Linked DNA regions of Mus musculus: region 1 is linked to region 2. The links are chromatin loops, found by intact Hi-C in ENCODE. Cell type or tissue: heart. All regions are shown on one strand. Each heading gives the region's core, and the rest is flanking DNA. Links, peaks and the distances in the headings are about the cores only.

Evidence for each region. A loop is a pair of places that touch in the nucleus more often than their neighbours do. Peaks named below come from ENCODE experiments on the same cell type or tissue, not always from the same donor. Only the 100,000 strongest peaks of a DNase experiment are listed, where the experiment ranks them.
Region 1: a loop joins it to region 2, with 2.2 times the contacts of the local background. A loop is called at or near these places in 5 of 42 quality-filtered maps.

The regions. Positions count from the first base shown.
Region 1 is chr5:36,082,493-36,086,883 of GRCm38, reverse strand. All of the region lies in intron 3 of Sorcs2 (sortilin-related VPS10 domain containing receptor 2), which reads left to right. Gm52811 (a long non-coding RNA gene) reads right to left here and starts at 1,901. Exons shown (of 3, transcript XR_003955892.1): 1 at 1,714-1,901; 2 at 1,380-1,611. In heart, for the core only: no CTCF peak of the experiment used is centred there; DNase peaks (open chromatin) are centred at 1,018 and 2,613; H3K27ac peaks cover 2,257 bases.
Region 2 is chr5:36,128,859-36,133,249 of GRCm38, reverse strand. All of the region lies in intron 3 of Sorcs2 (sortilin-related VPS10 domain containing receptor 2), which reads left to right. Among named protein-coding and RNA genes, the nearest start is that of Gm52810, 15 kb to the left of the region's middle. In heart, for the core only: no CTCF peak of the experiment used is centred there; DNase peaks (open chromatin) are centred at 2,669 and 3,359; H3K27ac peaks cover 360 bases.

The DNA of each region.
Region 1 (4,391 bases), core at 152-4,151, 46 kb after region 2:
GTTCTAGATCTTTTCATCATCAGAAACTACAGCAGGCATGGGAAAGGACTTTAATACTGGGAACCAGAGGCTTCTGTACATGGCAGATAGAACAGCTGGAGTGAAGGCCTAGATGGGCTGAGGTGATGGTCACATGGTGACTGTCACAGGCTGGAATGAAGGTCGTAGGGCAGAGGGTAAGAAGACTGGAAACTGCTGTCCATTTTCCCAGTTGTCCTCTCACCCTGTGCTGGTCCTGGGAAGGATGCTGGTGACACTCTTAGGCCCTGGGCCAACCCAGAGAATCTATGGGAGACCAGTGACCCTGCTCTTAGTTAGCTCTAGTACGTCATGATGGTAAGAGGATGGGGTGGCACCCTGGCCAGTTCTTCTCCATGTCACACTATCTCATTCCAAAACAGCTGAGAAAGCACATTTCAAATGACCCTCCCTGAAATAAGTCAAGCCACATCTGAATTCCAGCCCCAGGTGTGGGCATGTAGTCCCCAGATGTCCTCTCCCCAGACCAGCTTCCTACCGGCCTTACCCTGAGGCTCTCTCTCTCCACGGGGTATGATATAGAAACCTTAGTGGCTCAGACTGACCCCTGATCATCTTCTCAAACCAGTCATCCCGTCTCATGTCCAGATCTCTGCTAATGATACCACCACCTACAATCTGCCCATGCCAGCAGGTCGGAGTGTGTGTGGTCCATGTCACTCATTCCCTACCCAAGCGGCTGAACCCCAACTGCAAGGCATTGTTAGCACCCATCCACCCTCTCCAGTGTGCTGCTTGTGTCTGAATCTCATTTAGCTAACCCACCTGGCTCCCACAGGCCCCATCCTCTGGTGTACCTAAGGCTGCATCTCAGGTACACTGTGTCTCAGAGGTGGCCAAACAGATAACCACCCCTGCCACTCCAGAGATCTCACCGGAGGGTGCCAAGCCCCCATCTGCAAGTCTTGGGGCATAAGAAAAGGCATTGGGCTGGAGAAATCTCATTCCTCATGACTCACTCTGGTTCAGATGAAACTCGGGCAGGTTCTAATTTCAGATCTGGGGGCGGTGCCACTGTCTGCCTCTCCAGCAGTCAAAACCAAGCTTCCTGGATTCCCAGCTGGGTCTATCTGGCTGGCCAGGAACATGTGGGGGTGGAGGGCTCAGCAAACAGGTGATACTAGTCTTGAGGCTTAGGCTGGCAGAACCCCCAACACACGAGTGTGTAAGCATACATACACAATCATACATGTATACATAATAGAGAGACAGGAAGGAAGGTCCATGGGGCTGCCAGACAGGGCTCTGGCAAGCAAAGATGGCATTTACTTTCTTCTGTTTTCTGTAAGTGACTGAAGTCTGATGTGTGTTACTAGGGCAGGTTAGGAGTTTAACATTACCTTTTGGAAGAGATGGGCTGAAAGCTTCATGGCAGAAAGTGGACCACAGGGAAGTGACATCCAGCACCTGGTGGGCAGGGAAGCCACAGGAAGCCTTGGAGGGGAGCAGTCACAGGCATATCAAACTAGGAGGTTCAAACTAGTATCCCATGGACCACCGCAGACAGGAAGGAGACGGGACTAAATCTGGAGGCCAGATGAAGACATGTAGACCTCGAAGCAGTCAGTATTCCTGATATGACCAAGGGAACAAGGATGGAGCACAAGACCCACCCAGTGTGCCCCACCTCTGCCAGGAGCTGCCCCCAAGCCCTTCGTGTGTGGCTGCACTGACCTTTCTGTCTGCTGCAGCAGGGCAGCTGGAGCACTCATGGCCTGTGCTCCAGAACACAGAGGTCCTCTCTTGGTCTCTGCGGGCCTTGAGAACAGAGGTACCTTGGAGGAGGGGTTTGCTGCAAGAGGAGCTCAGGACACATGTGCACTGACAGTGACCAGGGTAGAGAAAGGTCAGAAATCCATCCCCAGTGTTTGGTGGCTTGTAGACTTCTGGAAGCCATATCTGGCCATCGGGGTAGGGAGAAAGGCCTTTGTAGAATCTTCTGCTGTATCAAGACCCCTGGTGCTTGCTAGTTGCCTTCCAGATGCAACCATGCCCTTGGCATTGGCATTGGCTTTAGTTGAGTGGTACAGGGGAACAAGAAGTCAGTGCAGCCATACACCAGGCCCTTGGCCTCTCTGGCCTCAGCATCGCCTTGGAGAAATGAAGGCAATCACAGTTCCTTGGTAGGTATGTTGTGTGTGCTCCTCAGTCCATTTCCTGCCCCATAGCTCTGACCCTGTGCTGGGCCCTGTAGCTTACTAGTCCTTCCTAGGGCTCAGGCCCAGCCATCAGTCAAATGAATGTGTCAGATATTTCTACAGCATGTTTCAACATGTTACCTCTGATTTCAGGAAGCCTAGCCTCACAGGCCCCCAGGACCTAGCTCAGGTACCATATGTCTCCCCCAAAATAGTAAGTAGTAAAAATACCCCCACTGAAAATAGAGTCTGCCTCTCAATTTGGAAGTGCAATCTGCCCGCCTCCGCCCACGAGCTGCTAATTGATTTGCTTTTTGCCCCAGGAACTCTCATCCTTGTCAGCACTTTCTTTTTTCCTTGGCTCACTCTCCCAGGTCTAAGGCTGAAAATAGACCTCAGTGAGCTTGCTGGGTTCTTGGCATTCACCTTAGGGTCACCTAGACAGAGGCCTGGACCCACCTCAGGGTATGGTGGCCGAAGCCCAGAGCTCTTAATCAGTAATGAAATCACAGCACTGACTCCGTGTTAGTTGGAGTTGTCTAGGCTGGGTTATGGCTAGAGCAGATAGACCCAGCTTTGCCAGGCTGTGGGGAGATGTCCCTAGAGAGCGTAAACAGCCACAAGGCTCTCGGTGCAGGCCATTCTGGATGCGGGCCAAGGACCTGCACTGACTCTGTACCAGGGAGGGTCTCCTGGAGAGAGAGCCTCTGTGCACAGGAAGCTGTTTGATAAGCAGGTGTAAGAAGAAGGCCCTGACCCTACCTACCCACAGGTTGACTGGTGTGGGTTCATCTGCAGGTAGGGCTTTGTTGTCTGGGAGTTTGCACTCAGAACGTATGAAGAGAGCTATTTCGGTTTGATATGTGGTCCCAAATCGTGGTGGAAGCTCAAGGCCAGTGTCTCAGTCACCAGAGGCTGAGTTGGGCTATCTCCGTCCTCCTCTGCATCCATCAGGGGCTGAGTCGGGCTATCTCCATCTTCCTCTGCATCCATGTAGGGAGCAGCACACACCCAGAAAGGCAAGATGCCTAATGGCTCAGTCTACCACAGAAACATAGTTGAGGTGGCTGATAGCAGCCTGGGGTGGAGAGGGGAGCTGGGCCAGAGACCCCGCTCTTAGAAACCCTGTCCATCACATCACTACCCTGGTTAGCCAATCAAATCTACCCATTCAAGGCATAGCTACCTGTGTGCCCCTCCTCAGCGAAGGCCCCCTTCCCGCTCTGGTTCAGCAACCATAGAAGAGTGAATAAGTGAACGAATGAACCTTTACTAATTCGTGCAACGGGAGCAGTGTGGAGGAGGAGGTGAATGGGACTCTCTGGCTGTTGGCCTCTAGGCTACTTGAATATTCATGAGAATGCTCTCCCAAAGAGAGAAACAAGCAGGATCCCATGGGAGTCCAGGTGGAGGTGGGGCCAACATCCCCTCATTCATACATACATTCTATTCCCAATGCACCCAGGATGGACCAATTGCCAAGCCCACCCACCCCTGAGCCCATGGTCACCAGAGGTACAAAATAGGAGTTGCTCAGAGTGTGAAGTTCAACCAGGAGGCCCAGAGCAAGCAGTTGCAGTGCCACGTGCATCATGGGAAAGAGCCTTAATGAGAAGCATGTGGGTTCTAGGCACAGAATTGGCCAAACCAATTGGCGTGCATCTCAGGCCTGGGGTGGAGAAAGGGATGTCAAGTGGACAGGTGAGCCAAACAGGATGTCTGGGTGGCTTGTGTCTTTTCTCTTTTTGTCCAGGAATCAACACACAGTTGGGACGATCTAAGAAAGGACAAAGGAACAGAAAGGTCCTGGGAGCTACAGCTGGGTGCTCTGAGCAAGACAGTTTATGAATTACAATGCAAAGTGTAAAATAAATATTCATGATCCCCTGGTGATAGAACTGAATGATTAAGTAAATAGCAGGGGGGGAGAGGCCTGTTCTGTGCAGAATTCCATCCCTACCTAGGCAGGATACGATCCCACTACAAAGAGGACAGCAGAGCAAGTCACAGCAGAGGGGCCTGAGGGTCACCCGCCAGCCAGGACACAGGCACCACAGTGTCCTGAAGACAGTGCCTCTCTCTGGGATCTTCTAGCAAATACCATTGCAGTGGTTTTTGCTAGCTCACAGGCTGATGTAGGAAACTCAGCATCTGAGCCTCCCAGGAGGGACACCGGCAGGAACCAATCTGTGTGCCTATCCACTGCCACATCGT
Region 2 (4,391 bases), core at 219-4,218:
AGCCAACCACAGCATCCCCCTGCTTCCCAGAAAGGCGGCTTTGCTGAGGACTGTGTGGGTCCTCCATGGGCTGTGAGGTTATCCACATCATCTACAGTCACAGCTGAGGTCATTCTACAGTGAAGCTTATCCTACCTCCTCCTTGACCCATGACCCTTCTTGACCTATGACCCTTTGATGCTCAGGAAGAGACCTCCTGGTCAGGTCCCAGCTTTTCCTGTCCCCTGCTCCTGGCGGGTGCTGGCCACTGAATGACTTCATGGGCATAAGACACTATCTTCTACATGTTATGCCTAAATCTCTTTCTTATGCACTGGTTTGGGGTCCATGCTTATAACCTCATTTTTACAGTCACCCCATAGAGCTCTATCCACATAAGGTCATATTCCAGAGGACTGGACACAGTGCTGATGGGCTAGCAGTCCTGGGTGGCAGCTTCTCACATGCCTGTTGGGAAACCAGGCTCAGTATCATAGGGCTTGTCTGAGCTGATGGCCTAGGGAGTATGTTGGCAGGATTTGAACCCAATCCACCTGCATTTCTTTCCCTGGTAACAGGCATGTTCTCAGCACCTTCTCACAGAGGGAAGATTTGTGTTGACCTCTGGTACCATGGATCTTATGCACATTTATTTTATACTGGACATGAAACATGCCCAGCTTCTGGGCTGTTGCTTGCTTCCAGTGGGATCAACAGAGCCAATTACCTGTATCAATAGCTCATGTCTTCCTAGTCTTCATGACTGTAGGACAGCCCTTGGCTCCCTCCTATAGAGGCAGCAGGGTTTGGAGATGAACCCACCCTCCCACAAGTCATCGAGGGAGGCAAACAGCCTCCTGTTGTTTTTCTTGTATGAGATGGAGACTGTGCTGGCTCAAGCTGAATTATTCCTCTGATCGAGGATCAATGTGATACGGTTTTAAAAATAAACAACTGTTTTCAAACAGTTTTACAGTCCACCCTTGAGACTTGAATCCCTGCCCCCCTGGATGTACTGAGGGGGAGGAACAAATCCCCAAATTGCTCTCATCAGAAGAACGTAGCCCTCAGGAGACAGAGACTTGCAGGTTCTAGCAAGCCTTTGTCACATATTAAAAGCCTGTCTTAGAGATAAGGGAGGATAGAGAGGAGAGACAGGGAGAGGAGAAGATAGGAGAGGAGGGATGGGGAAAGGAGAGGAGAGAGGAGGGTAGTGGATCGGAGGGGAGGGGAAGTGAAAAACAAGAGGATATGATGAAGAGGCAGGAGGAGACATTACACTGTAAGGATGCTGATACAGTGGTCCTGATGTGATAATGATGGTGATTGGAAGGACCTGATGAGGAGGATTGTGATGAAGCTGGTGGCAATAGAGATATGTCCAGGACAGTGATGGTTTTTGCTGCTATAACTGAGCTTCTAAAGGGAGCCACACATCAGTCCTCTCTGCCACCACCCTGCTAAGTAAAGGAAGTGCGTGGCAGTGGTCCCCCAACAGATCAGAGCTGGAGTGACTCAGCTCAGTACTTCCACATATCATTGTGTCTCTTGGAAGTAGAGAGGGACACTCACAGCCTAACTCTCAGGAGGCTCTTTGGTCCTCAGCTCACTGGTCAGCTTGTGGCATGGCCTTGTGTGCTCTCAGGTATGTAGGGACCAGAAGAATGGTGGGTGTCCTCCTCCATAATTTCCTTGAGAGAAGGTCTCTCTCTGAACCTGGCGTTTACCATTCCCCCTACGGTAGTGGCCAGCAGGCCCCCATTGCATTTATCTCTCTGACCCCAAACTATTGCTGGGATGGCAGGCATGTGGCCACTCCCAACATTTTATATGGACACCAGGGATTCAAACCTAGGTCTTCATGCAACTGCTTTTCCCCACTGAGCCTCCTTCCCCGACTGCCATGTGCCTCTTTCAGAGGTCTAACTCTTAACATCCATTTTATATTTATAGAATAACAGTGACAGCAGTGTAGAAAGTGGTCATGTGTCTATCCCAGTGTCTCAAAGTACTTGGTCCTGACTCCTGTGATTAACTGAAGCCTCAGTTAGATGCCCTGGCTTTGGCCAGAGTGCCTATCTTCATTTGTGGGCACTGCATTGTGGCCACTCTCTGTCTTCTAAAGCTTTACTAGGGCATGCCAGATTTTTGACTTTCTTTCTTGATGACTGACCCTTGATAACCTCGAGTGTGGGACCAGGGTGTCTTGCAGTGTCCCTCACTGAGGACTTGTTATGACTTAAATGCCATTGTCTTCAGGGTATTCCTCTGATGATGCTGACCTTGGTCCCTGGCCTGAGCAGGTGCCTGCCATGTTTCTCCATGATAAATGTGACTCCTTTGGGTACCACACTTCCTGTTAGGAAGTCCAGCTGCACAGTTCCTGTGTAGGTAATGCTCCCGCAGCGGGGGAAGGGTCTGTAGAGCCGATGTAAAGACAGGCCCATCTCTCCTCCCTCATTATTTACTCTTTCAATCAGCTGTTTACATGAGGGTGGGCTCATGAATATTTATCTCCTCCTCAGCTGTAATCCAATAATGCTTTATTTATTTTATTGTTTAAATCACCCTAGCGCTTGCTGTGGGGAGCTCTGTCAGCTGGCTCTTGGTCCCTGTGAACAGATGCCTGTCGTTATGAGCCTTATTCTGGCTTTGAGCACACTTCTGCATTTGCTGGCACCACACCGTTGCTCTGGGCTCACTGTGTCAACTGCCTGCCAAGTCCAGAATTGGCCATTCCTCTGAAGTGCTTCAGTCCCTGTTACTAAAAAATAGAGCTAGAACCCGAGATCCACATGTGAGATGACATGCTTAGTGTCACACTGCGTCAGAGTCAGGGCAACTTGCTCTCACAATGCTCTTAGCATCTCAACACCCCTGAGCCACCCAAAGCAAAAAGCAACAACAAAACAAAGGAATGAATAAGTAAATAAACAAACAAAACCCTTCCAGGTGCCTTGAGCATTACTGGACTGTGTAGAATGAGCTAGAGGGCTATGAAGGGGTAGGTCTCAGAAGCAGGAAGCCACTGTAGCTCAGAGCTTGCCTCACAGACGGTGCATCTGGCAGATCCCCCATGGACCTCATGTTTCTTGTTGAGGCCCGCATCTGTGATGCCCTGGCATCAACAGCTGTGGCTGATGAGCCAAAGGGTCCTAGGATGCGGTTCAGGTTTCTAAAGAGTATTCAAGAACAAAGTCTCCTTGCAACTTCTGCAGGAAAGTTACAGGTCAAAATACCCAGTCTGTGTGTGTGTGTGTGTGTGTGTGTGTGTGTGTGTGTGATGACTGCTATCCCAGCAGGGAGTGGGCTGGGATACAGGGAAGATGTAGTCCTCACTCCATCTTTCCTGTTGTGATGACATGATGTGAGCCAGGGTGCCAGCTGGCTCCAACAGGCTTTCTCGATCTCTGACAGCATTTGGGAGAAAGAGAAACTGTGTCCAAGAATCACCAAGAAGGGGCCACCTCATCACATCCATGTCATGACAGATGCTTCCACCCCCTCACCCCGAGGATCTGCTGCTCAAGAAGGGGCTACTACCACCAGCTTGGCATTGGGAGCTGCAGCCTTCAGCCTTCCCAGAGTAAAGAAACCCTTAGATCAGTGGTTCTCAACCTTCCTAATGCTGCAGCCCTTTAATACAGTTCCTCATGTTGTGGGATGCCCAACCATAATAACTTCATGGTTATTTTTGTTGCTACTTCAACATTGTAATTTTACCACTGTTATGACTGTAATATAAATATCTGATATGTCTCCCCTGTGAAAGAGTCCCCCAGAAAGGTCACAACCAACAGGTTGAGAACCACTGCTCTAGAGAATGTAGCAATGGCTGGGATCAGTCTAGAAGCTGACCCCCTGAGTCCTCTTACCTGTATTCAGTGCCTTCTTGGCCCCAGCCACTCACCCTGCATCTTGCTCCAACGTCCCCCTTCTGCCGGCTCGGCATTGCTCCTCAGATTCCAGCTCCTTTCCAAGGAGCTCTGTCTCCTCCACTATCGCTGTCGCATAGATGCTGAGCTCATCAGAGTCCCTGCTGCAGAGCCAATCCTCCTCAATGTCCCCCGAGCCCACCCTCTGCCACCAGGTATCAGGGAGGGGACCTTCACTGTACTTCACCACCCATCCACTCCCCAAGACCTGGCCTCGCTGGCCTGTTTGCCATTCTGGGAGGCTTCTGGTATGTGATGTACTGAGCTTAGGGAGGAGAATAGTGTGAAGCCGCCTCTGTGAAGAAATTGTAATCTGGGGCCAGCCCCACACTCCTGTCCTCTAGTGCTTCTGGTTGGGCTGGGGTAGCCGCAAAATAAGGGAGCAACACAGGGTCTGTACTTCTTGCCAGTGTCACCCAAGTCACGAGCACACAGTCCCTGTGCCCCAGTGTACACCACTGAAACATGTGTGCTTAA